Linked DNA regions of Homo sapiens: regions 2, 3, 4, 5 and 6 are each linked to region 1. The links are chromatin loops, found by intact Hi-C in ENCODE. Cell type or tissue: heart right ventricle. All regions are shown on one strand. Region 1 has its middle 140 kb from the start of USP12-AS1. Region 2 has its middle 65 kb from the start of GTF3A. Region 3 has its middle 32 kb from the start of USP12-DT. Region 4 has its middle 13 kb from the start of RASL11A. Region 5 overlaps URAD (ureidoimidazoline (2-oxo-4-hydroxy-4-carboxy-5-) decarboxylase). Region 6 holds the start of RASL11A (RAS like family 11 member A).

What was found. Peaks named below come from ENCODE experiments on the same cell type or tissue, not always from the same donor. Only the 100,000 strongest peaks of a DNase experiment are listed, where the experiment ranks them.
Region 2: a loop joins it to region 1, with 18 times the contacts of the local background. A loop is called at or near these places in 107 of 110 quality-filtered maps.
Region 3: it touches region 1 in a loop (9-fold over the local background); 36 of 110 quality-filtered maps call a loop at or near these places.
Region 4: it touches region 1 in a loop (8-fold over the local background); 82 of 110 quality-filtered maps call a loop at or near these places.
Region 5: it touches region 1 in a loop (3-fold over the local background); 33 of 110 quality-filtered maps call a loop at or near these places.
Region 6: it touches region 1 in a loop (3-fold over the local background); 84 of 110 quality-filtered maps call a loop at or near these places.

What each region holds. Positions count from the first base shown.
Region 1 is chr13:26,983,507-26,988,506 of GRCh38, forward strand. No RefSeq gene overlaps it. Among named protein-coding and RNA genes, the nearest start is that of USP12-AS1, 140 kb to the right of the region's middle. In heart right ventricle, CTCF peaks have their summits at 1,962 (motif pointing right) and 2,162; a DNase peak (open chromatin) is centred at 1,975; H3K4me3 peaks cover 78 bases; H3K27ac peaks cover 1,569 bases.
Region 2 is chr13:27,357,416-27,362,415 of GRCh38, forward strand. No RefSeq gene overlaps it. Among named protein-coding and RNA genes, the nearest start is that of GTF3A, 65 kb to the right of the region's middle. RefSeq lists an enhancer at 4,939-5,000. In heart right ventricle, CTCF peaks have their summits at 1,999 (motif pointing left), 4,736 (motif pointing right) and 4,945; DNase peaks (open chromatin) are centred at 1,986 and 4,746; H3K4me3 peaks cover 394 bases.
Region 3 is chr13:27,201,947-27,206,946 of GRCh38, forward strand. No RefSeq gene overlaps it. Among named protein-coding and RNA genes, the nearest start is that of USP12-DT, 32 kb to the left of the region's middle. In heart right ventricle, a CTCF peak has its summit at 2,123 (motif pointing left); no DNase peak of the experiment used is centred here.
Region 4 is chr13:27,281,508-27,286,507 of GRCh38, forward strand. No RefSeq gene overlaps it. Among named protein-coding and RNA genes, the nearest start is that of RASL11A, 13 kb to the left of the region's middle. In heart right ventricle, a CTCF peak has its summit at 2,817; a DNase peak (open chromatin) is centred at 2,804.
Region 5 is chr13:27,982,054-27,987,053 of GRCh38, forward strand. The region is part of intron 1 of URAD (ureidoimidazoline (2-oxo-4-hydroxy-4-carboxy-5-) decarboxylase); the gene reads right to left. All of the region lies in intron 2 of LOC105370132 (a long non-coding RNA gene), which reads left to right. Among named protein-coding and RNA genes, the nearest start is that of URAD, 4.1 kb to the right of the region's middle. In heart right ventricle, CTCF peaks have their summits at 2,398 (motif pointing left) and 2,603; a DNase peak (open chromatin) is centred at 2,395; H3K27me3 peaks cover 4,689 bases.
Region 6 is chr13:27,268,636-27,273,635 of GRCh38, forward strand. It overlaps RASL11A (RAS like family 11 member A), which reads left to right and starts at 2,195. Exons shown (of 4, transcript NM_206827.2): 1 at 2,195-2,433; 2 at 2,849-2,905; 3 at 3,004-3,083; 4 at 4,392-5,000. The coding sequence starts at 2,310. The coding sequence ends at 4,859. RefSeq lists an enhancer at 1,657-2,157 and silencers at 2,106-2,325, 2,366-2,595. In heart right ventricle, CTCF peaks have their summits at 2,456 and 2,661; DNase peaks (open chromatin) are centred at 2,106 and 2,476; H3K4me3 peaks cover 3,225 bases; H3K27ac peaks cover 3,138 bases.

The sequences.
Region 1 (5,000 bases):
TTCTGAGCAGAGCTTTCTCGCCCCCTCCTGCTGCTAATGAGGGTCAAGGTGCTTCCTGAAAGTGAGGCCCCTCTGGGGAACTTGACTGCCATCAAGGTAGAAAACCCTGGAACTGGAAGGCAGCCACATGCTGGCTGATGCGGAGATTATTGTCATTTAAAAAGTGATGACTGTGAGAAAAAAAATTATAATTGATTTAAAAATAAAGGACTAGAATGAGATCTCTTGATAACTCTCCCCCTCCCCACCTCCCATTCACCCAAACTTGAGCCCAGCCCTCATGCATATGGGATCAGCCCAACTGGCCTTCTAATAGAGTTCAGCTTCCAGGGTGTGCCGGTCACTTTGCCCCGTGCTCCCAGCAAATGGTCAGGCAGTGATGCTTTTTGGTGAGGATGATAACTTTGGGTTTTGGTTTTTTCTTTTTTTAATTTTTGGTGTAATTTATACATAATAAAGTGCATAAACCTTAAGAGAATGTTACTATCTGCACACATCAGTGTGACCAGCAACCGGGTCACAATAAAGGCATTTCCAGTCCCCTAGGGGCCCCGTTATGCTCTCTCCCTGTGCCCAGTCAACCACATCCTGCCACTTGACTGGAAGACGTAGCACCATTCTGACTCCTACCTCCATGGGTTTGTGCTGCCTGGTTTTGAACTTTATACGAATGGAATCACACACCAGTTACTCTTATGCGTCTCGCCTTTCCCACTGCACTTTGTCTGCGACAGTCATCCATAATGGTGTGTGAAGCTATGACTTATTCTCTTCCTTGACGGCTGACGTGTTTTAATGGTGAGGGCTGGTCCTCGTGTGGCCTCAGTCTTCTTGTCCTGTTCCCCCAACTCCTTCTCCATTCAAATCAGCATGTGAACTTGCCCTCACTCTGTGATTTGCTAAAGATGGGAATGTTGGTTCCACTCATCCATGTTGCTCTGGAGAAAATCAGTATGCCCACCCTCCCTACGCACTGACGGTTCCTCCCACTACCCAAAGGCTCTGGTGAGGATCCCGTTTAAAATAAGGCTTGGCCACCCCTCCAGGAATGTGAGACATTGCCACAGGCTCCTGGAAGCCTTTTTGGAAATGCCCTCCCTGAAGGGGTTTCATCAATGGCAAGAAACCAAATTGGCTCTAGAGTCTGATGGAAATATTGTATTCGGGCCTTAGATGGTGTCAAGACTATGCTCTGTTCTGGGCTGGTAACCAGCATGGAGAAATGCCACCATTGGACTTTGGCTAGGAAATGAGTTCAAGAGATAATAAAGTGCAAAAACAAAAAGTGAAAAGATGTATTTTTTTTAAACATTTATTTATTCATTTATCTGTAGAGATAAGTTCTCCCTATATTGCCCAGGCTGGTCACAAACTCCTGGACCCAAGCAATCCTCCCACCTCGGCCTCCCAAAGTGCTGGGATTACAGGCATGAACCATATGCCCAGCCATATATATTTTTTTTTTTGAGATAGAGTCTGGCTCTGTCACCCAGGCTGGAATCCAGTGACTCAATCTCAGCTCACTGCAGCCTCCACTCCCAGGCTGAAGCCATCCTCCAGTAGCTGGGAGTACAGGTGTATGCCACTACACCCAGCTAATTTTTTTTTGTATTTTTCATAGTGATGGGTTTTGCCACATTGCCCAGGCTGGTCTTGAATTCCTGAGCTCAAGTGACCCACCCACCTCAGCCTCCCAAAATGCTGGAATTACAGGCGTGAGCCACTGCACCCAACTGAAAAGATGTTTCACAGGCTGAAAAGGAAGGACAGTGGTAAGTAAGGAGAAGAGAGGAGAGGGTGAGTCTTCCTAGTTGTCAGAAGCTAAGGAAGGGAATGCTTAGACATAAGAGTAGAGTGGTACGGTCAGGGGAGAATCGCAACTTCTAGTATTAAAAACAATTGTGGGCACTGTGGGTGTGCAAGTTAGAAAACATGTAACGAACATGTAGCTACCAGTCTGGCCAGTAGATGTCAGGCTAAGACAACCTATTCTCTGTGAGCACCACCGCCCAGCTGATGAACAGCCTCTCTGAGCCAAAATTCAATAAGAAACGTGGGACTCAGAGAAGGTGTGGCAGCATTGTCAAATTAGGCAAATCTCTGCTGTTACTCCAACAGTCTAATGAGCAAAAAGTCCTGTAGGAATCACAGCTCTTTTTCTCAACTTTTTTCTTTTTCTCTCTTAACTCCTGGCTATACTTAGATAGATAATAGAACTCAAGAAAGACAGGCTTATTTTCTGATTTCCAGTTATTTATTTCAATATAGATACTTCTTTCTGCTAAGTTAGAAAAATTGCATAGCTTGGGATGTGATGCGTTTGAGACTTTTTAATTTTTAAAAAAATTTTTCTTTTTTTTTTTAAGACAGAGTCTTGCTCTGTCACCCAGGCTGGAGTGCAGTGGTACAGTCTTGGCTCACTGCAACCTCCGCCTCCCGGGTTCAAGCGATTCTCCTGCCCCAGCCTTCCAAGTAGCTGGGATTATAGGCATCCGCCACCATGCACAGCTAATTTTTGTATTTTTAGTAGAGACAGGGTTTCGCTATGTTGGCCGGGCTGGTCTCGAACTCCTGACCTCAGGTGATCCGCCCACCTCGGCCTCCCAAAATGCTGGGATTACAGGCATGAGCCACCATGCCTGGCCACTTTTGAGGCTTTTGGCAATGAGAGATACCCAAACTCACAGAGGCATTGTCTTCACTGTATTATCAGAAAATATTTATTGAGGCTCTATACTCAGGTCTGTGGCTTGGTGTTGGAAAGTACAAAGTGCCCCTGATTCACGGTCTCTGCCTTCTAGCTATGAATTCCCTATTCATCTATAATTTCCTTGAGCACCAAGACCAAACCTTACAGACTCCTGAATGGATGTCTGCATATAGGTCTCCTGCATGGATGACTGTGCTTGGCACATAGAAGAATTTCAACAAATACCTGCTGCTTCTGTTGTCTTCCACATGTACCAGCAAGCTAACATGTAGGGGATACCACTCAAAATCTGACAGTACACAATTAACTGCTAAATGGGCAGTTGAGACACCAAAGCGTTTTAGGTTTTTTTTCTCCATTTTCCCCGGCTCCTTGCACAGCGAGGACCAGGATCATGTGATCTGTATTTCTTTTGCTGTCATCATTGCTAGAGACCACATACTGAGCATGTCCTTGTGCCTGGCCCTGGGAGAAGTGTGGTGTGCATTCTCTCTTAATTTTCACAACTCCAAGAGGCAGGTATTACAATTATTCCCATTTTACAGATTAAAAACCTGAGGCTTAAAGAGGTTCAATTTGCTCACAGTTACAGCACATTGAGTCTGTCTAGTAACTAAGGTGATGGCAGCAGGAATTGTCTAGCAAGGCATAAGACACAGGGGTCAGTGATGGTTGGTGGCCTAAGCCCCTCACCCAGCACCATATATTTTCAATGAAGATCATGGACCTGTCTATGTTTTCAATGAAGAGCCCGTGTGGTTTGAAAGTGCACCAACTGCAAAAAGCAGACTGCATCCTGGAGGGGCAAGTCCCCACGTATAACTTGCCCAAGAGCCTGGATGTGTGGACTCACTCTTGGCATGGCCGTGAAAAGCAGTCATCCACTTCTTAATTGATTGTACACTGGTTCCATCTCAAGGATTCCCAGAGAGGATTAAGAAAAAGGATGTTATTCAACCAAAACGCTGATCAAATTAAATATTCAGATCTCAGATATGTCAGTTAAGATCTCAGCTCAAGGCTGAAATATTTATAAGGAAGATCCTTTCCTCTTTTCCTCTTCAAATCTCACATGTCTGTACTCAGTCCACCTCCCGCTTCCAACCCCTTTTCCTCTCTTCCTTCACACTTTGCCTCTTCAGAGCAAATACACTTAGCAAACCCGTGGATGTCCCTAACAAGTCCAGGGACACAGCTCATCCTCAGCTTTCTAAGAACTCATGATACTGATGCCCAGGCCATGAAACCGGACCCAGAGGGCAGCAGCTTTACCCGTGCAGCTCATTCAGCACCTACCATATGCTGCAGGATAAGTCTAGGAGAACCGGCCTTCATTGTCTCTCCCTATGCGTCCCGCCTGGTCCTTGAAATAAGTTTGGAGTTAGAGACTAGTTCTCGGTGGGGCTGTTGAGACCTCTAAGGCAGCAAGTTCACACTTCATTACCCGCTGCTATGACCAGGGAAACACAGATTCCAGAGATAGGCTGTCTCTCTGAGCAAAGTACTGCAGTAACGAGCAGAGACTCCAAAGCCAGAATTATGGGCTCCCTGCCCGGTTCTGTCACTTCAAGCTGTGTGGCCTTGGGCAAGTCACCCAGCCTCACTGTAGATCTGTTTTTTCATCTGCAAAATGGGACGACAATGCTGCTACTGTTAATGATGATGAAACAGCTACTATTGGTAAATAACTTAGAACAGTGCAAAACACAATCCACTCGTGATTTTTTAACCAACATCAAACATTATTAAAAACCTTATTAAAATTTTTAACCAACATCAAACCTTATTAAAACATCTCAGCCTCTGCTCTTGGTCCTGAGCTCATGAACTGTGGTTGCCACTAGAGCAACTGTTAATGGAAACACAAATTTCTGATACAGATTAAATATTGAGCTGAACCCACTTTCACTAATTCAACAAATTAGGCTTTCTTTGCCTTACTCCCAAAGAAAGTTTTGATCTTCTGTCCTCTTGGGACCTTGTCAGGTCTCTGACCCTGATCCTCTCTGCTCCTCCCAACTGCTCATCAGATATCAGGGTCACTGCCTCTTTGGCCCCATTTCTGATGGCCTTTGGGTTCTAGCTGCTCTTAACTTCTGCCAGTAAAAATCTTGGCTCCTATTACAACTTCAATGTAGTTCAAGTCAATGCTCATGTATTAAGCACCTACTAGCCCAAAGCACTTAAAGAGATGCGACGATATTCCCATGCATACCCTCGGGTGAGGTGCATGCTGGGCTCATTGAGTTATCACACAAAATGGAAAAAACCCTCTGGCTGAGACCCAAAG
Region 2 (5,000 bases), 370 kb after region 1:
TCCTTCAAGGCTGTGGGCAGTAAAAGGCTGAGAACAGAGTAACATCCAGTAAACATTCAATAGATGATTGTTCTTTTTCTTTTTGCACTTAAAAATATGCAACATGAAAAAGTGCTAATGATTGAAACTGAGTGACGCATATTTGTGGGTTTATCAAACTTAAAAACTTTATGTATGTTCGAAATTTTCTGTAATAAAATTAAAATTTTAAATGTCATATTAATTAGGTGAGATATACCTATTTAATATCTGGGGATATTATAGCAGCTGGGATACAAAAATAGTAAAAAAGTTCCTGCCAATACTAACCTCTGAGTAAATAGGGGAGATATACATGTAAACCAAGAGTTTCAATGCAGCATTAGAAATGCAATGCAGGCTGGGCATGGTGGCTTATGCCTGTAATCCCAGCACTTTGGGTGGCTGAGGCAGGAGGATCACCTGAGGCCAGGAGTTTGAAACTGGCCTGGGTAACAGAGTGAGGCTTTGTAAAAAGCAAGGAAGGAAGGAAAAGAAAGAAAGAAGGAAGGAAGGAGGGAGGGAGGGAGGAAGGGAAAGAAGGGAGGAAGGAAGGAAGGAAGGAGGGAGGGAGGGAGGGAGGGGAGGGGAGGGAAGGGAAAGGACAGGACAGGGAAGGAAGGGAAGGGAAGGGAAGGGAGGGGAGGGGAGGGGAAGGGAAGGGAAGGGAAGGGAAGGGAAGGGAAAGGAAAAAGGAAAGGAAAGGAAAGGAAAGGAAAGAAAAGAAAAGGAAAGGAAGGGAAAGGAAAGAAGAAATAGAGAAGATGGGCCCGGTGCAGTGGCTCATGCCTGTAATCCAGCACTTTGGGAGGCTGAGGTGGGCGGATCACGAGGTCAGGAGATTGAGACCATCCTGGCTAACACGATGAAACCCCATCTCTAATAAAAATACAAAAAATTAGCCGGGCGTGGTGGCGGGCACCTGTAATCCCAGCTACTCAGGAGGCTGAGGCAGGAGAATAGCGTGAACCCGGAAGGCGGAGCTTGCAGCGAGCCGAGATCACGCCACTGCACTCCAGCTTGGGCGACAGAGTGAGACTCCGTCTCAAAAAACAAACAAACAAACAAAACAAAAAGAAAGAGAGAGAAGAATGAAGGAAGGAAGGAAAGGAAGGAGGAAATGTGGAGATGCATCCAAGCAATCCAGGTAGCTCAGCAGATGAATGCTACAGTGAGTGGGGCTGGGGGTGGAACCACAGGTGTCTTTTGTTTTGGACGTTACCTTCCACCTCTTGCTAGGAGTGCATAGCTAATTGAATAGCCTGAATTGACTTGTGCCCATCTGGAAAGCCCAATTTGGGGTTTTTCACACATAATAATTTCTTGGGCTCTGGAGTCAGGGTGTCTGGATTCAAATCCCTTACTTCCAATGACATAACCTCTTTGAGCCTCAGACTTCTTATCTCTGTTGGGGCCAATAACAGCACCTACCTTGTGGAATTACGAAATTAAGATATGGAGTTGAGCAGAGCATTTGGCATTGTGCTGGGCAAGTTGTTAAGTGCTCAAATGTTGGTTGTTTCTTACTTCTTCACTCCGACTCCTACATTATTATTACAGGTAACTCTTCTTCTATTCTGGAGTTTGTACGCAATCATCACCCCTCTTTAACCCCCACTTCCAGCAAGCACATTCCTGCAAGCCTTTCTTCTGATGGGAACTAGAAAGTCTGATTTGACAAGCTTTCCATTCCTTCTGCTACCTCGTTCCCTTGGGGAGGCTCCAAGTGACTGAGGGGCCTTTGGGCTGGAGGAGACAGTGGAACATAGGACAATGGGAGGGGGTTAAAATAACTCATGCTCTTGAAAAGAAAAGGTAAAGTCAGGCCTTGGGTAATGTGTAAGAGGGAGATGTTTAAAAATGACCCTTCCCTCTAGGGAAAGAGAAGAAAGACAGAAACTCCAGGCTCCACTTCTGCCGGTTTAGGGCCAGGCTCTGCTTTTTTGAGACTACAGCTCCACCTCGTGGCATCACCCGCACGGGTGTCTGTCTTGCTGTAGCCCACACTATCACTGTCTTCTTATAAACAAAAATTTGTCCATAATTTAAAAACTGAATGGAATATCTAACTTATTTTCTAGGTCTGGAATGGTGGCTCATGCCTGTAATCCCAGCACTTTCAGAAGCTGAGGTAGGAGGATTGCTTGAGCCCAGGAGTTGGAGACCAGCCTGGGCAACGTTGCAAAACTCCCATCCCTACAAAACAATTTTTAAAAATCTGCTGGGCATGGTGGTGCACACCTGTGGTCCTGGCTGCTCTGGAGGCTGGAGGATCGCTTGAGCCCAGGAGATTGAGGCTGCAGTGAGCTGTGATCATGCCACTGCACTCCAGCCTGGGAATGAGTGGCAGCCTGGCAGAGTGAGACTCTGTCTCTGAAAATAATAATGATAAAAATTGGCCGGCCACGGTGGCTCACGCCTGTAATCCCAGCACTTTGGAAGGCTGAGGCAGGTGGATCACTTGAGGCCAGGAGTTGGATACCAGCCTGGCCAACATGGTGAAACCCTCTCTCTACTAAAAATACAAAAATTAGCCAGGCGTGGTGGCACACACATGTAATCCCAGCTACTCGGGAGGTTGGGGCAGGAGAATCACTGAAGCAAACCTAAGAGGCGGAGGTTGCAGTGAGCCAAGATCTCACCACTGCACTCCAGCCTAGGCAACAGAGACCCCGTCTCAAAATAAATAAGTAAATAAATAAATAAATAAAAATAATCATAATAATTTACTTTCTCTATCATAAAACACTGGAAACATAATGTTCATTCTTGTCCTAATGAGATTTTCATCTTGGGAAAACATTCTTTTCTGCAGGGGAAGATACTGTTTTGAAATTGCATTTCAGTTACTTACTTACACATCTGGTACTCCCTCCTATTGTATGGAAGTGCCAGTTTCTCTCATAAAAAATACCTCATGTTCTAGAATGATACCTGCACAGGTAAGATGCTCAACTCATGTCTTTCCTCCTCTTCCTGCAGACACACAGCAGGGTGTCCCATTCAAACCTAACCTTGTTCTTGCCTCAGGGGTCCTCCTTGGAATGCTCACTCTGCACCCAAGCTGGCTTTTCAGAGTCATTCAGAGCCACTCTAAGGGATCCCTTTTCACTGGGCCCTCTCAACTATAAAATCATCACCAGACATTTCATCTCCCTTGTAACAGCTACACTCATCAGTGTAGCTGATTTCTCGTCTCCTTATTTCTCATCTGCCTCTCCCAGCTACCATGCATGCATCATTAACATTCCATGTTTGTTCTCTGCTTTCTTGGCAACAAATAGTGCCTGCACCTCGGAGGCACTCAGTACTTATTTGTTGAATGAATCAACTAATTCCATCTTTAAGAACTGGGTTCCGGCCAGGCGCAGTGGCTCACTCCTATAACCCCAGCACTTTGGGAAGCTGAGGCGGGTGGATCACCGGAGGTCAGGAGTTCGAGACCAGACTGGGCAACAGAGTGAAACCCCATCTGTACTAAAAATACGAAAATTATCTGGACTTGGTGACGGGCACCTGTAGTCCCAGCTACTTGGGAGACTGAGGCAGGAGAATCGCTTGAACCCAGGAGACGGAAGTTGCAGTGAGCCGAAATCATGCTACTGCACTCCAGCCTGGGCGACTGAGACCGTGTCAAAAAAAAAAAAAAAAAAAAAAGAAGAAGAAGAACTGGGTTCCTCTGCCAGCACAGCTGCCCATCCCATCGTGTGCTGGACCAGGGACCAGGGAATGAGAGGAATGACAAAGATGCCTGTGTCCCCCTTTAAGCCGTTATTTTGCAGGAAGCAGTGAGATGGTTGAACATATAGATTGGCATGTTTTCGAGGTGCTCACTGACTTTATTATTTGGCTCACTGAGCAGCTGTCCAATGAGGCTGGGTTTAGATTGTTTTGGGAAGAGATTCATATCCTTCTCCAATTACCTTTTCCAAGTTAGTCAGCCATTGCTGGTCGGTTCCCTCCACTATGAAGTTGTGTGTGTGTTTGTGTGCTCGCACCCTGCCCCCATAACCCAGGTGCGGGCTGAGGAGAGGAAGCATGTTTTATTTATTATTTTTATTTATTTATTTCTGAAATTCAGTTTTTTTTTTTTTGAGAGGGAGTCTCGCTCTATCACCCAGGCTGGAGTGCAGTGGTGCGAACTCGGCTCACTGCAACCTCCGCCTCTGGGTTCAAGTGATTCTCCTGCCTGAGCTTCTGGGACTACAGGCACCCGCCACCACGCCCAACTAATTTTTGTATTTCTAGTAGAGACAGGGTTTCACCGTGTTGGCCAGGCTGGTCTTGAACTCCCGACCTCAAGTGATCCGCCCTCCTCGGCCTCTCAAAGTGCTGGGATTACAGGTGTGAGCCATCTCGTCCGGCCTCTGTCGTGTGTGTGTGTGTGTGTGTGTGTGTGTGTGTGTGTGTGTGTGTGTGTGTGTGTGTAGAGAAGGGGTCTTGCTATGTTACCCAGGCTGGAGTGCAGTGGCCCGATCATAGCTTCCTGCAACCTCGATCAACCTCGATCTCCTGGGCTCAAGCGACCCTAGAGGAAGGGCGTTTCAGTATGGGCACTTCTTAGGAAATCTTCGCTGCTTTGGAGACTAAAAGAGCCCAAAGGCAGGTAGGTGAGCCGCGGATACAAGCCTCCCTGTCTCCCTGTTGTTGCATACAGGTCTCACAGGAAACTAAGTGAGGAGTAGGGAGGGCAGTGGGTTAGGAACAGCGATGGCCAGCAGATGGCGCCAGGCCCCAAGGCATGACCCGCTGGCCGCAGGCGCGCCTAGGAGTGGCCGCGAAGCTAGTCCCCAAACAAAGCTGGAGCCAATGCGCTCTCTGGGGTCCTTCACATCCTGCTACTCAACGACCTGAAGGTAATCAGCTACTTCCTGGCTCTGGGGCTTCACCTTTTAATGAGCCTGGTTAGCCGGTTTTGTTTTCTTTTGGGGGACGTGCGTGTGGTTTGTGACCCCTTTTTCCGTTGGCTCTCAGAGTCCAGA
Region 3 (5,000 bases), 220 kb after region 1:
GAGGATGTTTTTATACCATGTAAATGTCCCCCACAGCATCCACTGTGAAGGAGCCTCTCATTAATCCTTTTGGTCATTGGGCTGCCCTAACAAAGTGCCACAGCCTGGATGGCATAAACAATAGACATGTATTTTCTTACAGATCCAGAGGCTGGAAGTCCAAGATCAGATGCCATCAGTGCTGGTTTCTTCTGAAGTCTCTCTTCCAGATTTGTAGACAGTTGCCCTCTCTTGTCCCCATGTGGCCTTTCCTCTGTGTGTGTGGAGAGGGAGAGCTCTCTGATGTTTCTTCCACTTCTTATAAGGACAGCGATCCTATGAGATTAGGCCTCAACCCTTATGATCTCAATTATCTCCTGTCTCCAAATACAGTCACATGGGGGAATTAGGGCTTCACTATATGAATTTGGGGGCCACAATTCTGTTTCTAACAATAATCATGTGGTCAAGATGATCCAATCTGTGGATATCTATCAGTCTCTTTCCCTCACTTCCCACGTACTTGCTTAATTGGCCCATGAACAAAGCACACATATGGCAGGGATGGACGCTATGCATGGGCTCAGTAGCACACTCTCACCAAGACTGATCTGGCCTCTGCCAGAACTCAATGTCCAATCGGCCACAGCAGATCAACACTAAGACCCTAAAATGGCACCGTTCCTTAAAGAGACCCAGCAAAGACATCTGATTGCAGGTAGATAACTTTGGATCCCTTTCATCAGGTAGGAGGCAGAATTAGCCTCACAGAGACAAATATTTGCTCCAAGTATGGATTTGCCTTTCCTGTCCCCAGTATGTCTGCCAGCACCAAAGTTCATGGACTTAAAGAATGTCTTGTCTATCCCAAATGGTGTCAAAACTCAAACATCTCCCTGCAAGGGATACACTTTTCAGAGGTGGCAATGTGACAGCGGGCTCATAACCATGGAATTCACTGGTTTTATCACGATTCATTCCCTAGAAAAATATGGATTAATTGGGCCAGGCGCGGTGGCTCATGCCTGTAATCCCAGCACTTTGGGAGGCCGAGGCGGGCAGATCACAAGGTCAGGAGTTTGAGACCAGCCTGGCCAATATGGTGAAACCCCATCTCTACTAAAAATACAAAAATTAGCTAGGCATGGTGGCATGCACCTGTAGTCCCAGCTACCTGAGAGGCTGAGGCAGAAGAATCGCTTGAACCTGGGAGACAGAGGTTGCAGTGAAACAAGATCGAGCCACTGCACTCCAGCCTGGGTGACAGAGTGAGACGCCATCTAAATAAATAAATAAATAAATGGATTAATTGGATGGTGGAATGGCCTGCTGAAGACACAGACACAGTGACAGCTGAGGGGCAATGCCTGGCAGGGTGGGGTGCTTTCCTATAAGATGCAGTAACTGCCTCAAACCAGCAGCAGCCCAGGATGCCACCTCCCCCGTAATCAGATTGCATCAGCCTGGGAACCGAGGGGTGGAGGCAGGAGTGGTTCTTCGCACTATTACACTAATTCACCATGGAAAGAATTCTTGCTTTTTGTTTGACCTTGGGCTCAGTGGCTGACCTAGAAGAAATACTTCCATCAAGGAACACAAAGTAACATCCAATTGGAAGTTGAAACTGAGTGTGACCCTAAGCCATCTGAGCCTCCTCATGCTGCTAAACCAAAAGGCAGAGAAAGCAGTCACTGTATTGGCTGTCTCCATTGACTAGAAGGAAATTCCTTTGCAGCTACCCGACAGGAGAGACTCATCCAAGAGATTCACTGAGGCATCTCTTATTCTAGCAGTCGGTGGAAAGTGGTGCAACCCAGAGAGGCAGGTTCACCGAGGACTCAGATCACAGATGAAGGTATGGATCACCCTGCCAAGTAACAAACCCCACTCAGCCCGAAGGAGGTAATGGGTGGTGGAAGAAGGAAGCTATGATTATCAGCGTGGCCTCCATGACTTGTTCCAGAAATGTGCTCAGTCAGAGTTACATTTCATTGTAATTATTTTAATTGCCCCCTCACTCCAGTCTCCTTGAATCTCCCCCTCCTTCATACCTTCAATGATGGGCACTGGCAATGGCTACCATTTTAGACTCGAGGTTAGACTATGACTGAATTGAAGTCATCATGCAATGGTACAGCAGTTAATAGGAATTTTGTGGGTGCCCTCTGCTGGGAACATAAGTATTTCACCTGGCAAAAGGATAAGGGTGAATGCTTGAGGGGATCCCATACTGGATAACTTCCATTTGCCCCATCTAGCTGTCTTCAGACCAGGGAGGCAGACCTGTATGGACCGCAGCAATGGGCTCTCTTGCCCTCTGCATTCTGGTTAGATTCAGCCAATAGAAAACATGGGCAGGAGATCAAAGGATGGAGAAAAACGAAGTTGAGGTCACTATTTCCAATTCCTCCCTTGCTGGGTCACTACGGATTGACTGTGTCCTCTACTAAAAGCTTTTCCCTGGGTTTTGGTGACCATTCTCTCCATTTGCCCCTCCACCATTCCGTTATTAACTTGGGTATACCACACCATTCCCTGTTACTTTCACAGAACCCTGCCTACACTTTTGTAATAGTACCTTTGGGGTTTTCTGTTTTTCTTTTTTTTGAGACAAGGTCTCACTCTGTCACCCAGGCTGGAGTGCAGTGGCATGATCACAGCTCACTGCAGCCTGGAACTCCTGGGCTCAAGTGATCCTCCTGCCTCAGCCTCCGAAAGTGCCGGGATTACAGGCGTAAGCAATGCACATGGCCTATAATATTGTTAAACTGCCCTTGATTACCCAGTTTGAAGGCATCATCTGCTTCCTGCCAGGAACGTGCCAGATACAACCAGGGCCTGTGCATGGCCCTGGGGTTAAAAAAATAAAGAAGACCTGGTTCTCAACCTCAAGGAATTTGTGCATCTTATAGTTGAAACAATTACGTAGAGAGATACATAATTCAAATGACATGTAACAAAATGCATAACAGGGGTATATGTGAGGCATGCTGTTCTACCAAGGAGAAAGTGATCAGCTGTGCTTCCAGATGGGGGTGGGCACGGGGGAACAGGATCACTGTCCCCCGCTCCAAGATGAAAGATTTCAACTGGGTCTTAACAGATAAGTGGAAAGTTAGGAATGCCTCCTCTACACATCCTCACAAATTAGTTGGTTCTTTGATTCACCCAGGTGGCAGAAATGCCTCCAGCAATGTCTTCAGTGTGACAGGACTAAAGGAGAGGGAGTTCAGAGAAGAGACATGTTCCACACCACTCTAAGAGAGAGGCAGATGTCAAGAACAGAGGCTGTGAGGAGGTGAGGCAAAGAGCAGCTTCCCTGCCATTTTCTACACTATCCTGCCCCACAATGATGATCTCAACTCCCATTGTATATCCTAGTTGCACTCAGACCTGGGCAACCTCAACATGCAGACCCCTTCCTGAAGGCAGCATAATTCTTAACCCCTACTAAGGAGGAATGACACAATGGGCTAACATTTAATAAGTTTATTATATCCTTACCAGACGAACAATCTATGCGGAATAGAGGGGACAAAGGAACATGTTAAATAACACCATAAAGTTATAATCAGCAAAATCTAAACTGTGGGAAGCCCTACAGTATCAACTGGTTTATCCCAAAAATAAATTGCAAGGGAAGCAAATGGTTTTGAAGAAACCCAAAGATTAAAAGAGGTCTAAAAGGGCCATGTGCAGTGGCTCATGCCTGTAATCTCTGCCCTTTGGGAGGCAGAGGCAGGCGGATCACTTGAGCTCAGGAGTTCGAGACCAGCCTGTGCAACAACATGGTGAAACCTCATCTCTACAACAAATACAAAAATTAGCCAGGTACGGTGGCATGCGCCTGTAACCCCAGCTACTCGGGAGGCTGAGGCAGAAGAATCACTTAAACCTGGGAGGTGGAGGTTGCAGTGAACTGAGATCGCACCATTGCACTCAAGCCTGGGCAACAAGAGTGAAACTCCATCTCAGAAAAAAAAAAAATAATAATAATAATGGCTAAGCCCTTCCTCCAGAGATTCTGATTCAATTAAACTGGGCTTTGGGTATCACTTTTTAAAGTTTTCCAGATAATGCTAATGATTTCTTAGAGGAATATTTTTAGGACCAAGTGACACAGTCAATTATTTCCAATTAATTAATGATGCATTTGAATCAACCATTCAATCATGTATTCATTTATTCAGTTTTCAACTCTATTGACTGAATGTTCTATTTCAGAAAAATTATGTCTATGAACTTTCCATTTTTTAAATAGTTTTTACCATCTCCTAAAAATGTTTACCTTTTTTTTCCGCTGGATTTTCATTGGTTAACTACATAATGAAATTAAACTCTGAACAGCATCTTTCCCACAAATTTCACACTAAGCGCTTTTTCTAGAACTAGACAATAGCAAAGAAGAACAAAATTAAATAGTCTAGACAAGGAAGAAAAAAATCTATTTTCAGTTTATATTTTATTAGCAGTAGCTTGTCAGTCAGATGATATGTTAAAATTACCCAGAATAAAAAAGGAATGAGGCCAGGTGCGGTGGCTCTCGCCTTTGGGAGGCCAAGGTGGGAGGATCACTTGAGGTCAGGAGTTCAAGACTAGCCTGGCCAACATGGTGAAACCCCGTCTCTACTAAAGATACAAAAATTAGCCAGGCGTGGTGGCAGACACCTGTAATCCCAGCTACTCAGGAGGCTGAGGCAGGAAAATCACTTGAACCCGGAAAGTGGAGGTTGCAGTGAGCCAAGATCGTGCCACTGCACTCTAGCCTGGGTGACAGAGCAAGATTTCTCTTAAAAAAAAAAATCAGTAGTTTTTTGAAACCCTTTTTTATTTCTCCTTAAGCACTCTGCCAAATAATTATCCATATAATTAAAATTCTAGGTGACTTCAGCAGTGGGCCAGAGACGTAGACCTTTGTATCCAATGCTTTCAGAAAAGAAGGTAGAATACAAAGTTTCAATCTTGCTATGAATGCCTTTATGAATTTCTTTTATGCACATGTGCAAAAGTTGTTGTAGGAT
Region 4 (5,000 bases), 300 kb after region 1:
GAAATTTATCATAATAAATTGACTCATGCAATTATGGAGGCTGACAAGTTCCAAGATCTGCATTCAGCAAGCTGGAGAACCAGAGCTGATGGTATAATTCAAGTCCAAAGGCCATCTGCTGGCAGAATTCCCTCTTGCTTAGGGGAGGTTAACCTTTTTGTTCTATTCAGGCCTTCAAATGATTGGAAGAAGCCTACACACATGAGAGAGGGCCATCTGCTTTACTCAGCCTGCTGAATTGAGGTGTTAATGTCACCCAAAAACACCCTCACAGACACACCCAGAATAATGTTTGACAAAATATCTGGGCACTCCATGGCTCAGTCAAGTTGACACATAAAATGAATAATCATATGCAGTATGGGTTTTAGCTGCATTATCTCGTTGAATTCCCCCAACAATTCTATTAAGTAGTTTACTATAATCACCATTTCACAGAGGAGGAAAATGAGGCTCAAAGAGGCTAGTTCACTTTCTCATGGTTTCTCAGCTAGTAAGTGGCACAGCTGAGATTTGAATCTGAGTCTTCCTGACTCGAAAGCCACTATACTGTGTGGCTTCCAAGCCAATTGTCTTACTGTATGCATCCTCATGGATCATCTGGAAGCTGCTACCACTCTCCTAATCAACTATTTGGACGTTGAATATTATATGGTATCTGTCAAGGCTGTCACTTGCAAGCAATAGAACAGACTGGCTGATTTAGTGAAAAGGGGTTATATTAAAAGGCTGTTGAGTAACTCACAGAGTCACTGACTGAGATAGCTGGAGGACCACAGTGGAGGCTGTGCAGCTCTAAGGGAGGCTGAGATCCTAAATATCTGGCATTTGTATCATCTTTGTGGTAGAGGGGCCCTGCCGGTCACCCAGGATCATAAGGCAAAGGGGGTCTGGAGACCGAGAGTAGCCAGAAAAAACAGCAAAGGCCACCACACATATTTAGTGGTGATTGGCTGATGGGAGGTGGCACCTACTTTCAAGTGTAAACATGACAACTGCAGTGACCAGCTCCAAGGTGTGTGCTGGGGGCTTCTACTGGGGAAACTGAGATTTTTAACTGGGGTGTTAACAACCAAAGTCTGTTAGTGCAGAGAGTTATTATGGTGGATTGAGTTGTGTTATCCCAAAATAGATATGCACAGCCCCCAAGACCTCGGAGTACAGCCGTATTTGGAGTTAGGGTCTTTACAGAGATAGTTAAATTACAACAAGGTCATTAGGGTGGGTCCTAATCCAATGTGGCTGGTGTCCTTATAAAAAAGGAAGATTTGGACACAGAGACAGAGGGAAGCCTACATGAGGAGACTGGGGGAGAATGCCACGTGAAGATTAAGGCAGAGATGAAGGGGTGATGTGTACACAAGCCAAGGAAACCACAGAAGGCAGGAGTGAGGCCGGGAGCAGATCCTTTCCTAGCTCCTCCAGAAGGCGCACAGCCCTACCAATCCTTGATTCTGGACTTCGGCCTCTGGAACCAGGAGACAATGTCTGTTGTTTAAGCCCCCAAGTTTGTGGTACTTGATTACTGCAACACTAGCAAACTGGTACAGGTAGTAAATGTCAGAGCCCACATTAACGCCTGAATCTCTCTGAATCTAAAGCCAGTGCTCTTTCAGAATCCAAATCCATGCCTCGCTGCCAGGCTCGGGCAGCCCAGAGCAGAAGAAAATGGGACTCTGTACTGGATTCCTGAATTCTAGACTAGAGTGTGGTTTAGCTGATATGAAATCCAAATGGCTCCCATAAGAGACAAGTGTCTTTCTCCCACACATGCAGGTAAGCTGGGCACTGATGCTCCGCTCTGGGGATTCTTGGGGGCCCTGGCACCCCCTCTCTGTCTCTCTGCCTTTCCCAGGTGCCACCCTCACGATGGCTCTCAGCCACGTCCACATTCCTGGTAGCAGAAAGGGGGCTGGAAAGGGCAGGGCAAGAGCAGGCTCCCTTCCTGTTTTTTGGAGACAGAGTCTCGCTCTGTTGCCCAGGCTGGAGTGCAGTGGTGCAATCTTGGCTCACTGCAACTTCTGCCTCCCGGGTTCAAGAGATTCTCCTGCCTCAGCCTCCCGAGTAGCTGGGATTACAGGTGCTGCCACAACGCCCGGCTAATTTTTTGTATTTTTAGTAGAGATGGGGTTTCACCATGTTTGCCAGGCTGCTCTCGAACTCCTGACCTCAGGTGATCCACCCGCCTCAGCCTCCCAAAGTGCTGGGATTATAGGCGTGAGCCACCGTGCCTGAGCCAGACTTTCTTCCTTTAAGGCAAGGGCGCTGAACTTAACCATATCCCTTCATTCACTTCCACCATGTGACAGAGAAATGCACTCCTTAGCATGGCGGCTCTTGTCTGACCGAAAATTACAATTTATTTAAGGAGCTGAGAATATTGTAAGATAGAGTTTCTTGGGTTTTTGCAGGTTTGTATGGGACGAAAAAGAGAAGGGGTGATTTTCTTTCAAGTCTGGCTAGAAAAGGAAGTGGATGTTTGCTCCCCAATGGCATTGTCCTGTGTCTTCTCAGTGGCTTCTCTGTTTCTGGGCCCGAGAAGCCTGGAGACTCCAGGGCGCCTGTCTCAGCATCTCCTGAGTCACCCACACCAATCACAGCAAGGTCCCCAGCCTCAGCTGGGTGTGGTCAGACTGGAGAACACATCTGATGGTCAATGTCATCCTCATTTATGAATGTGGGGAGCTTGGGATGGAGGAAATGAGAGAAGTGGTAATTCATGGGCTCTGGTTCTCTATCTGGAGATGTAAAAGGAGTTGGGTGTAGTGGCCAAAGCTGGGCTTCCTTTCTGTGCCAGTTCCATGGGCTCTGGTGCCCTCTAGCCTGGCCCTGAGATCAAAGCACCCCTGGGTGGGGTGGGAAAGGCATCTGAAAATCAAACTTGATTGGTGCTGCTGGAGCTGTTCAAACCTGTGAAAGGTAGACTAGATAGTGGATTATGCAAGTCCTTTTGGAACTTGGGTAAGTTATTTCGCCTACCTGGCCCTTAAATTCTTCATTTATAAAATGAAAGGTTGAGGTTACATTAATGCTCCACAGAATCTAGCATGTAGTAGAATCACACTTGTCTAAATGCACTGTCAGAGATCCTGACACAGGCTGGGTGCAGTGGCTCACGCCTGTAATCCCAGCACTTTGGGAGGCCGAGGCAGGCAGATAACCTGAGGTCAGGAGTTCGAGACCAGCCTGGCCAACATGGGGAAACCCATCTCTACTAAAAATACAAAAATTAGCAGAGCAGAGCGTGGTGGCACATGCCTGTAATCCCAGCTACGCGGGAGGCTGAGGGTGCAGAATCACTTGAACCCAGGAGGCAGAGGTTGCAGTGAGCCTAGATCGCACCATTGCACTCTAGCCTGGGTGATGAGAGCGAAACTCCGTTTCAAAAAAAAAAAATAAGAGAGAGATCCTGACACAGCAATTCCAGCTGGGGCCCAAGAATAATAATACCCAAAACCTACTGAGCACTTGACATGTGTCAGACACTGTTCTGAAGAGTTTTATTTCTGGATTAACTCATTTTATCCTACAACAGACCTGTGAGGTATGTATTTATCATCCTGATGTTACAGATATGCAAATTGAGGCACATGGCAGCTGACAGACTTTCCCCAGGTCATACAATTAGGGAGCCGCAGAGCTGAGACCCAAGGCCTGTGACGTTGCCTGCCAATCTTGCATTCTTTGGTACTGCTTTTTTTTTTTTTTTTTGTTACAGAGTCTCGCTCTGTTGCCCAGGCTCACTGCAACCTTTGTCTCCCAGATTCAAGTGATTCTCCTGCCTCAGCCTCCTGAATAGCTGGGATTACAGGCACCTGCCACCACACCTGGCTAATTTTTGTATTTTCAGTAGAGACGGGGTTTCACCATGTTGGCCAGGCTGGTCTCGAACTCCTGACCTCAGGTGATCCACTCGCCTCGGCCTCCCAAAGTGCTGCGATTACGGACGTAAGCCACCGTGCCTGGCCTTCTTTGCTACTGCTTTAACAAGACGCTGTCATAAACCACAAGCCAGCCTTTCTGCTGGATCTGTAAATAAACATTGCCCCAAGGGAGCTTGAACTTTAGTAAAGAAGCTAAGATTGATGCTCAAATCACGGAATACAAGGCTGACCCACAAAGAAGCCCAAGAAAGGAAGAGCAATGTGCCCTGGGAGCAGAGTGGGTGGTCCACAAGGGGGCTCCAGTCTTTCTGACAGGAGGGGTTAAAGTGAGCATCTGAGAGAAGGAGGCACTGAATGTGGCTCCCAAATTGAGGAACATGTCAGGGGTCGGGTAGGCGGGGAGCTTCCAGCCAGAGACAGTGGCCTGTGCTCAGAGTACCAGGTACTGATGTGACTGGGCATTCTCCAAGGTGCAGGTCCTTTGGTTTGGTGCGGACACATATAAGAGAGACTCAGTGGGAGGGAAGGCAAGTCTGCGTCCAGATTGTGAAGAGCATTGATGTCCTTCCAAGACAGGAAAGAGGCAGTGGAAGCCCCAGGGGCAGCCAATACAGCAGAATGTGTTAGAGAGAAGAGGAAACTGTGGCCATCTCAAAAGTACCCTGAAGGCTGGGCACAGTGGCTCATGCCTGTAATCCCAGCACTTTGGGAGGCTGAGGTGGGTGGATCACCTGAGGTCAGGAATTTGAGACAAGCCTGGCCAACATGGCAAAAAACCTGTCTCTACTAAAAATACAAAAATTAGCCAGGCGTGGTGGCAGATGCCTGTAATCCCAGCTACTGGGGAGGCTGAGGCAGGAGTATCACTTGAACCCAGGAGGTGGAGGTTGCAGTGAGCTGAGATCCCGCCACTGCACTCCAGCCTGGGCGACATTGTGAGAATCCATCTCAAAAATAAATAAATAAATAGCTGGGCATGGTGGCTCACGCCTGTAATCCCAGCACTTTGGGAGGCCAAGGCAGGCGGATCACGAGGTCAGGAGATCGAGGCCATTCTGGCTAACACGGTGAAACCCCATCTCTACTAAAAATACAAAAAATTAGCCGGACATGGTA
Region 5 (5,000 bases), 1.0 Mb after region 1:
CTGAGCCCAAAGACCAATGCCTGACCTCTTCTTTCTCAACCTCTCCAGACCATGTCACCTGGTTGGCCCTCTCTCCTTAAAAAATGACTATAAACGGCCGGGCACAGTGACTCATGCCTGTAATCCCAGCACTTTGGGAGGCCGAGGCGGGTGGATCACCAGGTCAGGAGTTCGAGACCAGCCTGACCAACGTGGTGAAACCTCGTCTCTACTAAAAATACAAAAATTAGCTGGGCATAGTGGCACGCGCCTATAATCCCAGCTACTCAAGGCAGGAGAATTACTTGAACCCGGGAGGCGGAGGTTACAGTGAGCTGAGATTGCGCCACTGCACTCCAACTTGGGTGACAGAGCAAGACTCTGTCTCAAAAAAAATGACTACCACTTACCTTCAGAGACATCCTTTGCCTACTTTCATCTTGCTCTGCCAGATAGGTCACTAGCACTAGTACCACAGGACTCAGTACCCACATCTCATCCCTTTGTTGTTTACACCAATGTACTTACTAAGTGCCCTCAGCCAGTCGTAGGGTTTGAAATGCCATCCATTCTTTGATGACAGCAAGATATACTTTAGCCCTCAGTGTTTCACCAAGCTCCTCTGTTTTGATGCAACTGAGCAGTCAGCATTTTCATCTGGATGATTTTTGGGTATCTTAGACTCAGCAAGCTCCTTCCTCCATCCTGTCTTCTCAACTCTAAGTCTTCCTCAACTCGGAAAATGGTACCACCACCCACCCAGTGGCTCAGACTGAAAACTTAGGAGTGACCATTCAGCTCTGTTTCTGATCTGCCTTCTGTCATCAAATCCATTTAAAAAAATCCTGTTGACTCTAACTGTAAGCCCTATTCTGAGAATCCATTCGCATCTCTCCATCTCTACTGCGCCAACCACAGTCCAAGCAACCTCAACTCTTACTCTTACTACTGCAGTGGCCCCTCGACCTGGCCCCCTGCATCTGACATAGCCCCCACATCACCATCCTAAAGCATAAACCCCAGTGACCCATTGCACATGGAGAAGCAAGTTCCTTATTAGACCTAAGCAGCTTTACATGATCAGGCCCTTGCTGCCTCTTCCTCACATCCCTCTACTCCTTACTATTTTCCAACTACCTTGATCTTTCTGTGCCCCAAAAATGTCGAGTTCATCCTGGTCTCAGGTTCCTTTGCTTTTTTTTTGTTTTTGTTTTTGAGACAGAGTCCCATCCTGTCACCCAGGCTGGAGTGCAGTGGTGCGATCTCGGCTCACTGCAACCTCCGTCTTCCGGGTTCAAGTGATTCTCCTGCCTCAGCCTCCCGAGTAGCTAGGATTACTGGTGCGTGCTACCATGCCCAGCTAATTTTCTATTTTTAGTAGAGACCGGGTTTCACCGTGTTGGCCAGGCTGGTCTCGAACTCCTGACCTCAAGTGATCCATCTGCCTCATCCTCCCAAAGTGCTAGGATTACAGGCATGAGCCACCACGCCCAGCCAGGTTCCTTTTCTATGAGTGGCCTCATCCTAGATTTCAGCTACTTATTTCTCATCCTTTGGTCTTAAACTTAAATTAACCTCCTAAGAAAGACCACCTTTATTACATATTTTCTGCCATATTACATATATTTTTTCTGGGAATTTCTAGAACCTGAAATAATGGTATTTTTAATGTTAATCCTGTCTCTCTTCACTAGAATGTAAGCTCATTTAAGGCAAGGACTTGTCTTGGTCACTACCCCGTTCCCAGTGCCCACAACAATCCCTGGGGCACAGTGGGCACTCAGTGAATATTTTTTGACCAACACAGCACTTTTGGTAAGGAGTGTTTCATTTTGTTTTGTTTTGTTTTGTTTTCTGAATAAACAAACACATTTTAATAGCTTGATCCAAAACCCTCATAGCCTGTATTATAAGGAACTTATTAGTATCCAACTCCATTCATTCAACAAAAATGTTGTTTAGTAAGCATAAAGTAATAAATTGTGGCATTACTATAATTCTGAAAGACACAGAGATGCACTTTGTTTTTTTTGTGACAGGGTTCTCGCTCTGTCATCCAGGCTGGTGTGCAGTGGTGCAATCATGGCTCACTGCAGCCTCAACCTTCTGGGCTCAAGCGATCCTCCCACCTCAGACTCCCAAAGTGCTGGGATTACAGGTGTGATTCACCATAGCCAGCGGAAATGCACAGTTAATTAACTCTTATGAAAGTTGTATTGCTCTTTAATTTCATAACACAAATCCGTCCTGAATTTCTTCAGTTAGTGCATGTGAGTTTCAACTTTCTTCCCTTTACTAATTGTCCGTTCTCTTTCCTAGAAAACCTTTGCCTCATCTTTAATCTGTGGGAACTGATTGGCTGGAGAAGGTACTTTGCCCAATAGCACTAGAGCTCAATATTAATCCTGGACTGCCACCTACTGGCCAATAATCATCATAGCAGAACCTAAATGGACTCGCCCTTAGTCTAGAAACCCAGTTTTGTTTTCTGTTAATGGTGGAGGTTTTTCTTCAGTCACCAAAACAAATACATGACTAGGTAGACCACTGTAACTTGAACGTCTCTCTAAGGTACCTTCTTTTTAGATTCAAATAATCTATTTCACCCAGTTTGCTTCTTACTATTCAAAGGGTAAAGCTAGACTGTAATAAATCCCATTTTAAGGCTGGGCGCGGTGGCTCACACCAGTAATCCCAGCAGTTTGGGAGGCCGAGGTGGGCGGATCACAAGGTCAGGAGATTGAGACCATCCTGGCTAACACGGTGAAACCCCGTCTCTAGTTAAAAAATACAAAAATTAGCCGGGCATGGTGGTGTGTGCCTGTAATCCCGGCTACTCCGGAGGCTGAGGCAGGAGAATCGCTTGAACCCGGGAGGCGGAGGTTGCAGTGAGCTGAGATTGTGCCACTGCACTCCAGCCTGGATGACAGAGCAAGACTCCATCTCAAAAAAACAAACAAACAAAAGCAATTTTATTGGATTTTTTGACAAATAAAAATTATACATGTTTATGGTGTGCACCTTGATGCTTTCCATATATGTATACATTGTGAAATGATGAAGTCAAGCTTTTTAATATATCTATCACCTCACATATTTATCATTTTTTGGTAGTAAGAACATTTAAAATCTACTCTCTTGAAGGTGGGGCAAGGTGGCTCATGTCTGTAACCCCAGCACTTTGGGAGGCCAAGGTGGGCGGATCACTTGAGGTCAGGAATTTGAGACAAGCATGGCCAACATGATGAAACCCCATCTCTACTAAAAATAGAAAAATTAGCTGGGCATGGTGGCAGGTGCCTGTAATCCCAGCTACGAGGGAGGCTAAGGCAGGAGAATCGCTTGAACCCGGGAGGGTGAGGATGCAGTGAGCCAAGATGGTGCCACTGCACTCTAGCTTGGGTGACAGAGTGAGCCTCTACCTCAATTAAAATAAAAAATAAAAAAGCCTACTTTCTTGGCAATTTCCAAATATACAATAGATTATTATTGACTATAGTCACCAAGCTGCGAAGTAGATCATTTTATTTGATTATTTAAACAATAAAACATGGGGTCTAGGACATCAAGCATTTATCTTAATCAAATACATTAGTGGATAAATGAATGAAAACCCTAAAAACTGTTTCTAGACTTTGTTTCTCATTGTCTGGAAAAAGCCTTCAAAACCTGTTGGGTTGACTCTCAGGGTTATTAGAATTCCAGTCCTGCCACTTTCTAGTAGTGTGTCCTTGCTCAAGTTACTTAATCTCTGTGTGCCTCAGTTTTCCCATCGGTAAGAATGGGAGCAATAATAATACTATTCCTCATTTTATAGGGATATTAGAGGATTGAATGAGTTAGCAAGTGCAAAGTTTTTGGAAAAGTGCCTGAAACACACCAGTAGTAAAAGTTCAATACATTTTAGCTATTTGTTGTTGTTATTGTCACCATTGATAACATCACTTGTCTACTGTTACTGAGATGTTAAGATGAGGAGCTGCCGCCAGACAGCAATGAGGCTCCCAGCTGCTCCCAGACAAGTGCAGAACCGAGAAGCAGCCTCCACCACAGGGAGCTCCTCCCCAGAACCGTGTCTACTGCAGACACCAACAACCGTCCAGGGGGCCCAAACTCCCTCCAGCCATTTTGTCCACTGACCTACCACTGAGTCACCCAGTTAAAATGTGTGGGGAAGGGGGTAATGCCAGAATTCCCACTTTTCAGTATCACCTTGGAAACGATTTCATGCATTCATTCAGCAAACTTTGATTAAGTCCCAACATCCTGTTCACTCTGTGATCTGGGATTCTGACACTAGCCAGGAGACAGAGGTTTCATCAAGTCACGGGGGCATCAAAACAAGCCTCGGGAGCGGGGGTTGCCCACGTCCAGTGCTGCCCACACTCCACTATGCTCAGGGCCCTGACTGGACTGACCCGGAACTAGAACCTCTGGCCAGCTGGATTGTGGGGAGTGTTGGTGAGCAATAAGATGAAAATGGAGAAATTGTTATGTTTTTATCAAAGTTCCAGACACAGAGTAAGAAAGCCCCCAAAACGTGTGTTAAGTAACTGGCCAAACCCAAGAACAATAGATCTAAATTATTCACGCGATCCTAGCTTTCTCTCTCAACACGCTCCCTCCTCAGCCTCACCACTCCTTTGGGTATTAAGACAATCAAAGGATATGCCTCTCTTTTTTTTTCCTGTAAAGAAATTACTTTCCAGTGAGGCTGTCATTTTGCCTCCTCTATTCTATTTTCCTGTCAGACATTGAGAGGGTGGGCTCCGGGGCCTCCTGCTCCTTCCGGCCTGCCCTGCAGGAGTTCAGCTGAGAGGCTGTGGTCCCTTCACTCATCAGGCTGGGACTGGGCTGTCCCTGTGAGTCAAGGGTCAGAAAGCTCCAGTGATGACCCCCAAGCCCAGTGGAGGAGCTGAAGTCCTCAGCTATGGAGAGGCCCCCAGAAGTGGGTGAGTGTCCACATGGCCCCAACATTCCTGTCCATTTGATTTTATGACATCCTCTGCTCTTCCTAGATA
Region 6 (5,000 bases), 290 kb after region 1:
AGATCGAGACCATCCCGGCTAAAACGGTGAAACCCCGTCTCTACTAAAAATACAAAAAATTAGCCGGGCGTAGTGGCGGGCGCCTGTAGTCCCAGCTACTTGGGAGGCTGAGGCAGGAGAATGGCGTGAACCCGGGAGGCGGAGCTTGCAGTGAGCCGAGATTGCGCCACTGCACTCCAGCCTGGGCGACAGAGCGAGACTCCGTCTCAAAAAAAAAAAAAAAAAAAGAAATGAGAGCAGTAGGGATACAGAGGGAGACACCAAGAAATATAGGAGGAGAAATGATGGAACTTGGCGATTAATCAATGTGGAAGTGAGAGAGTGGGTAGAGTCAAGGATGTCTCCCAGGCTTGGGCCACTGGGTGGATGGAGACACATTCATTAGCATGGTCAATTACAAAAATGGACCCCATTCTCCATCACTCTCTGCTTCCTTGCCCTTTCACACGTGACTTTTCTGCTGTTTCCACAAAGGGGCGGAGTGTATTTCCCTACTCCTTGAATATGGGCTGGCCCCATGACTTGCTTTGGCCAACAGAATGCAGCAGAAGGGATGGGTTCCTTCTCAAGGCCTAGGTCTCAAGAGGCCTTATCCATTTCCACCCACTCTCTTGGAACTCTGCTCAGCTACCATGAAGGCAGGCCCTGGCCAACGTGCTGAATGAGAAGAGACATGTAACTCAGTCACTACCCTCCCTCATCACAGCCAACAGCTGCCAGACATGAGTAAGGCTATCCAAGGGCAGCCAGCCCCCACTTCCAGAACCTGGAAGCTCCCTGCAGATGCATCAAAGGGCTCAACAACTGTAAGTGATTGTTGTTCTAAGCCATCTAGTTTGGTGTGGCTTGTCATGCAGCAAAAACTGGTACAACCAGGGTAGAGAAAGGTATGAATTAGGGTGGGGCTGTCTAATAGGCGATTAGGCAAGTGAGGCTGGAACACAGGAGGTCAGAGGCATGAAGGTCTTCTAACTGTTCAAGGTTAAAGTCCTGAGGCTTCTGCTGTGCTATTTCTGGTGGGCTCCAGAAATCCAAGAACCAGTCTATAGCTCTGTGTCCTGTTCCTCACACTGCCCCCCACCCCACCCTAGACCCCACCATGCACCTAGAAGTAAATATTTGGATACTGAAGCAAATGCATGACTCAAGCACATAGGATAGTATTAATGATGGACACTTAGTGCAGGGCCAGGGCCCCCAGCCAGTGGAGTGCTCATGAGTGTTCAGGAATGAGCCAGTGCAACCCCTGCCTGCAGAGGAGGGGCTGGGCATGGATACTGAGATGCTAACCATCACTGCCCCTAAGGGGACTTCATCTATCCCTAGCAAGGTCACAGTGACTGCAGTTGCCTCCACTGATACTAATTCAGAGCTCTTGCCCCCCGCCCCCCGCCCTTTTCCCATATTAATGTTACCCCTTAGCATCTTTTCTTTTCTTTCTTTTTTTTTTTTTTTTGAGACGGAGTTTCGCTCTTGTGGTCCAGGCTGGAGTGCAGTGGTGCCATCTCGGCTCACTGCAACCTCCGCCTCCCTAGTTCAAGCGATTCTGCTGCCTCAGCCTCCCGAGTAGTTGGGATTACAGGCGCCCACCACCACGCCCCGCTAATTTTTGTATTTTTAGTAGAGACAGCGTTTCGCCATGTTGGCCAGGCTGGTCTTGAACTCCTGACCGCAGATGATCTTGCCCACCTGGGCCTCCCAAAGTGCTGGGATTACAGGCGTAAGCCACCGCGCCCAGCCCCTTAGCACCTTTTAAAAATAAAAAGGGCAGCGTTTTACAGCAATCTGTCCCATTGTTGCAGAAACATCCAACTGATTGCACTTTTTCTTCTTCTCTCGTCAACTCGTAACTCCTATCTCAAGTTCACCCACAGGTCTAGTGACTCCGGCTGGCTGCTGCGGGGCGAGGAGACTCGCAGAATGCCTGACTAGAGGCCACTCGCGCGCTCTGGACGGTGGCCGTATCTCCAGGGTCTGAGCCCCGGAGCCGCAGTCCTGCCGCAGAGCGCCTGGAGCCGCGAGCAGCTAGCAGCCCGGCGAAGCGCACAGCCTCGGCGATAGTCAGCTCCGCGGCCTCTGCTCCCGCCCCTCCCGGCCGCTCCGGGAAGGGGCGGAGACGAGGAGGAGCTGGGACGGCCGCCGCGCTCCCGGGCGCACCAAGCCCTTTAAAAGCCGCGGGCCTTGACAGTTCTGCAGGCAGCCGCCGCGGTCCCGGACCTCTAGTCCCGCACTCCCAGCTGGCGAGCCGGCTCCGGGTGCGGCGAGGCCCAGCCCTCTCGGATTGCGCGCCGGACCCCGGGACGCGCTCCATGCGGCCGCTCAGCATGTCCGGGCACTTTCTGCTCGCACCCATCCCCGAGTCCTCCTCGGACTACCTACTGCCCAAGGACATCAAACTGGCGGTGCTGGGCGCCGGCCGCGTGGGCAAGAGCGGTGAGTGCGGCGGGGACCCCCGGGCGGCTTCGCTCCCCGGCTCCGGCCGCGACCACTGGGGGCGCTGCGGAGAGAGGGCGCCTCGGCCGAAGCAGAGGGCGCGGGTGCAGGTAGAATCGGGCTGCTTTCGCGCTGGGTGGGTCCCGGTCCGTCCCGGCCTGCTTCCCTGGCGTTTCCTGGTGCATCTACTCCTGGGATCTCGGCGGGATTGGCGCCTGTTCGGGGATGGGGTGCGGGAGAGGTGTCCCGCCAGTCGTACTCGCGGCCAAGCCCGCGGCACCACGGCTTTGCGGAGCCTCTGGAAGCGAGCAGTGCCCACGGTTCTGCACCCTTCACTCCCCCCAGTTTGTCCGAGGTGCCTGGGTTTGACAGGCTTGTTCTACTCCTTCGGTTGATTTTCCTATTTCCTTTTCAGCAATGATCGTGCGCTTCCTGACCAAGAGATTCATTGGAGACTATGAACCGAATACAGGTGAGAATACTTTCACGCTCCCTGCTTTTATGCTTGCGTGTTTCTTTTTACGGATGGGAGTTTGAGAATTAAAAAGCAAACTCTACTTCATTCTCCAGGCAAGCTGTATTCACGGCTGGTCTATGTCGAGGGGGACCAGCTCTCCCTGCAGATCCAGGATACTCCCGGGGGCGTCCAGGTAAGAACCGCCAGGGGCAAACAGCTCACCCCCACCCGTGAGACCACCCCAGTGGGCACAGCACGTAGGGCGCCCATGCTGGGCGCAGGGGTCTGAGCAAGGCATCTAAACCGACCTGTGCGTTTAGAGGGAGGAATGGGCTGTCCACAGGTGGGGCCAGTGGTTGGGGTGTTAGAAACTCTCTAAGGGGGAGGCATGGTTAGAAGCAGCCTCCTCTTGTTAAGCACCTGACTTAACTTCACTTTGCAACCCTGGTGGGCCATCACTACTTAAGCAGGTCTCACCATTTCTTCCGGAGGTAGCCATGGAACCATTAACAAAGAAAAAAACGTTTAAAACAAAACAAAACAAAACAAAAAAAGAGGTAGGATTCTGATGGGAGAGACTCTTCTCCCCTGGCAAGCTCTGCTTTTTTTGAGACGGAGTTTCACTCTTGCCCAGGCTGGAGTGCAGTGGCTGGATCTCAGCTCACTGCAACTTCCGCCTCCTAGGTTCCAGCGATTCTCCTCGATTCTCCTGCTTCAGTCTCCCGAGTAGCTGGGACTACAGGCACCCGCCGGAACTCCCAGCTATTTATCTATTTATTTATTTATTAGTAGAGATGGGGTTTCACTATGTTGGCCAGGCTGGTCTCGAACTCCTGACCTCAAGTGATCCGCCCACCTCGGCCTCCCAAAGTGGTGGGATTATAGGCATGAGCCACAGCGCCCGGCCCAAGCACTGCTGAACTGCTGCTGTTAATGGCTGTTCCCTCAAGTCAGTAATTGCAATCAGATAACCCCTTGGCAGAGGGTCTAGAATGTAACTTGTTTATTAACCAGTTACTAATTGCTACTCCGTTCTCCAGAGGAAAGGTCTTGTGGAAGAACCCTAAGAAAGGAATTTCTTTCTGTAACATTCTTAAGAAGTGCATGTTAAAAATGTTTTTATGAGTTTGGGAATAGATATTTATCTTGGCTTATTTTCAAAGTTTTGTTTATTATGAGTTAGTGTTTCCTAAAACTTGAGCCATTCTGGTTTGAGGTCATTCTTCAGTCAGCCATGGTTCACCAGAGACTGCCTGACAAGCAAGGGGTTTAAAAATAATGCAGGGATAACAGCTAATAAAGTAACTCAGGCAGGGAGTTTGCCTGGGAATCTGTTCTTTCCATATCAAAAGCCTGCTTCTGCAGAAGCTGGGTGGAAACTGAAAACTGTATTTAGAGATTTCTTTTTCAAGTGTTTCTTCAAGGGTTGCCTTGATGTTGTTTTGAGTTTATCTCCCACTGAGGGTTTCCTTGACTGGATCTCATTTTGATGTTTTCTCAGATCCAAGACAGCCTCCCCCAGGTCGTCGATTCCCTGTCCAAATGCGTGCAGTGGGCCGAGGGTTTTCTGCTGGTCTATTCCATCACAGACTATGACAGCTACTTGTCCATCCGACCCCTTTATCAGCACATCCGGAAGGTCCACCCTGACTCTAAAGCCCCTGTCATCATCGTGGGCAACAAGGGGGACCTTTTGCATGCCCGGCAGGTGCAGACACAGGACGGTATTCAGCTAGCCAATGAGCTGGGCAGCCTGTTCCTTGAAATTTCCACTAGCGAAAACTACGAAGATGTCTGTGATGTGTTTCAGCATCTCTGCAAAGAAGTGAGCAAGATGCACGGCCTCAGTGGGGAAAGAAGAAGAGCCTCCATCATCCCTCGGCCCCGCTCTCCCAACATGCAGGACCTGAAGAGACGCTTCAAGCAGGCTCTGTCTCCCAAAGTCAAAGCCCCCTCTGCACTGGGGTGAACTATCTCAGACAGATGCCTCTCCTTTTTAATACGCATTTGTGCAGCTAAAAGACTGGGCTTCTCGCTTTTTAATCACACATTCAGAGTTTATTTTTATAAAAAAATTGATTTTCAAGTACATGTGTATTTCTGAAAATTC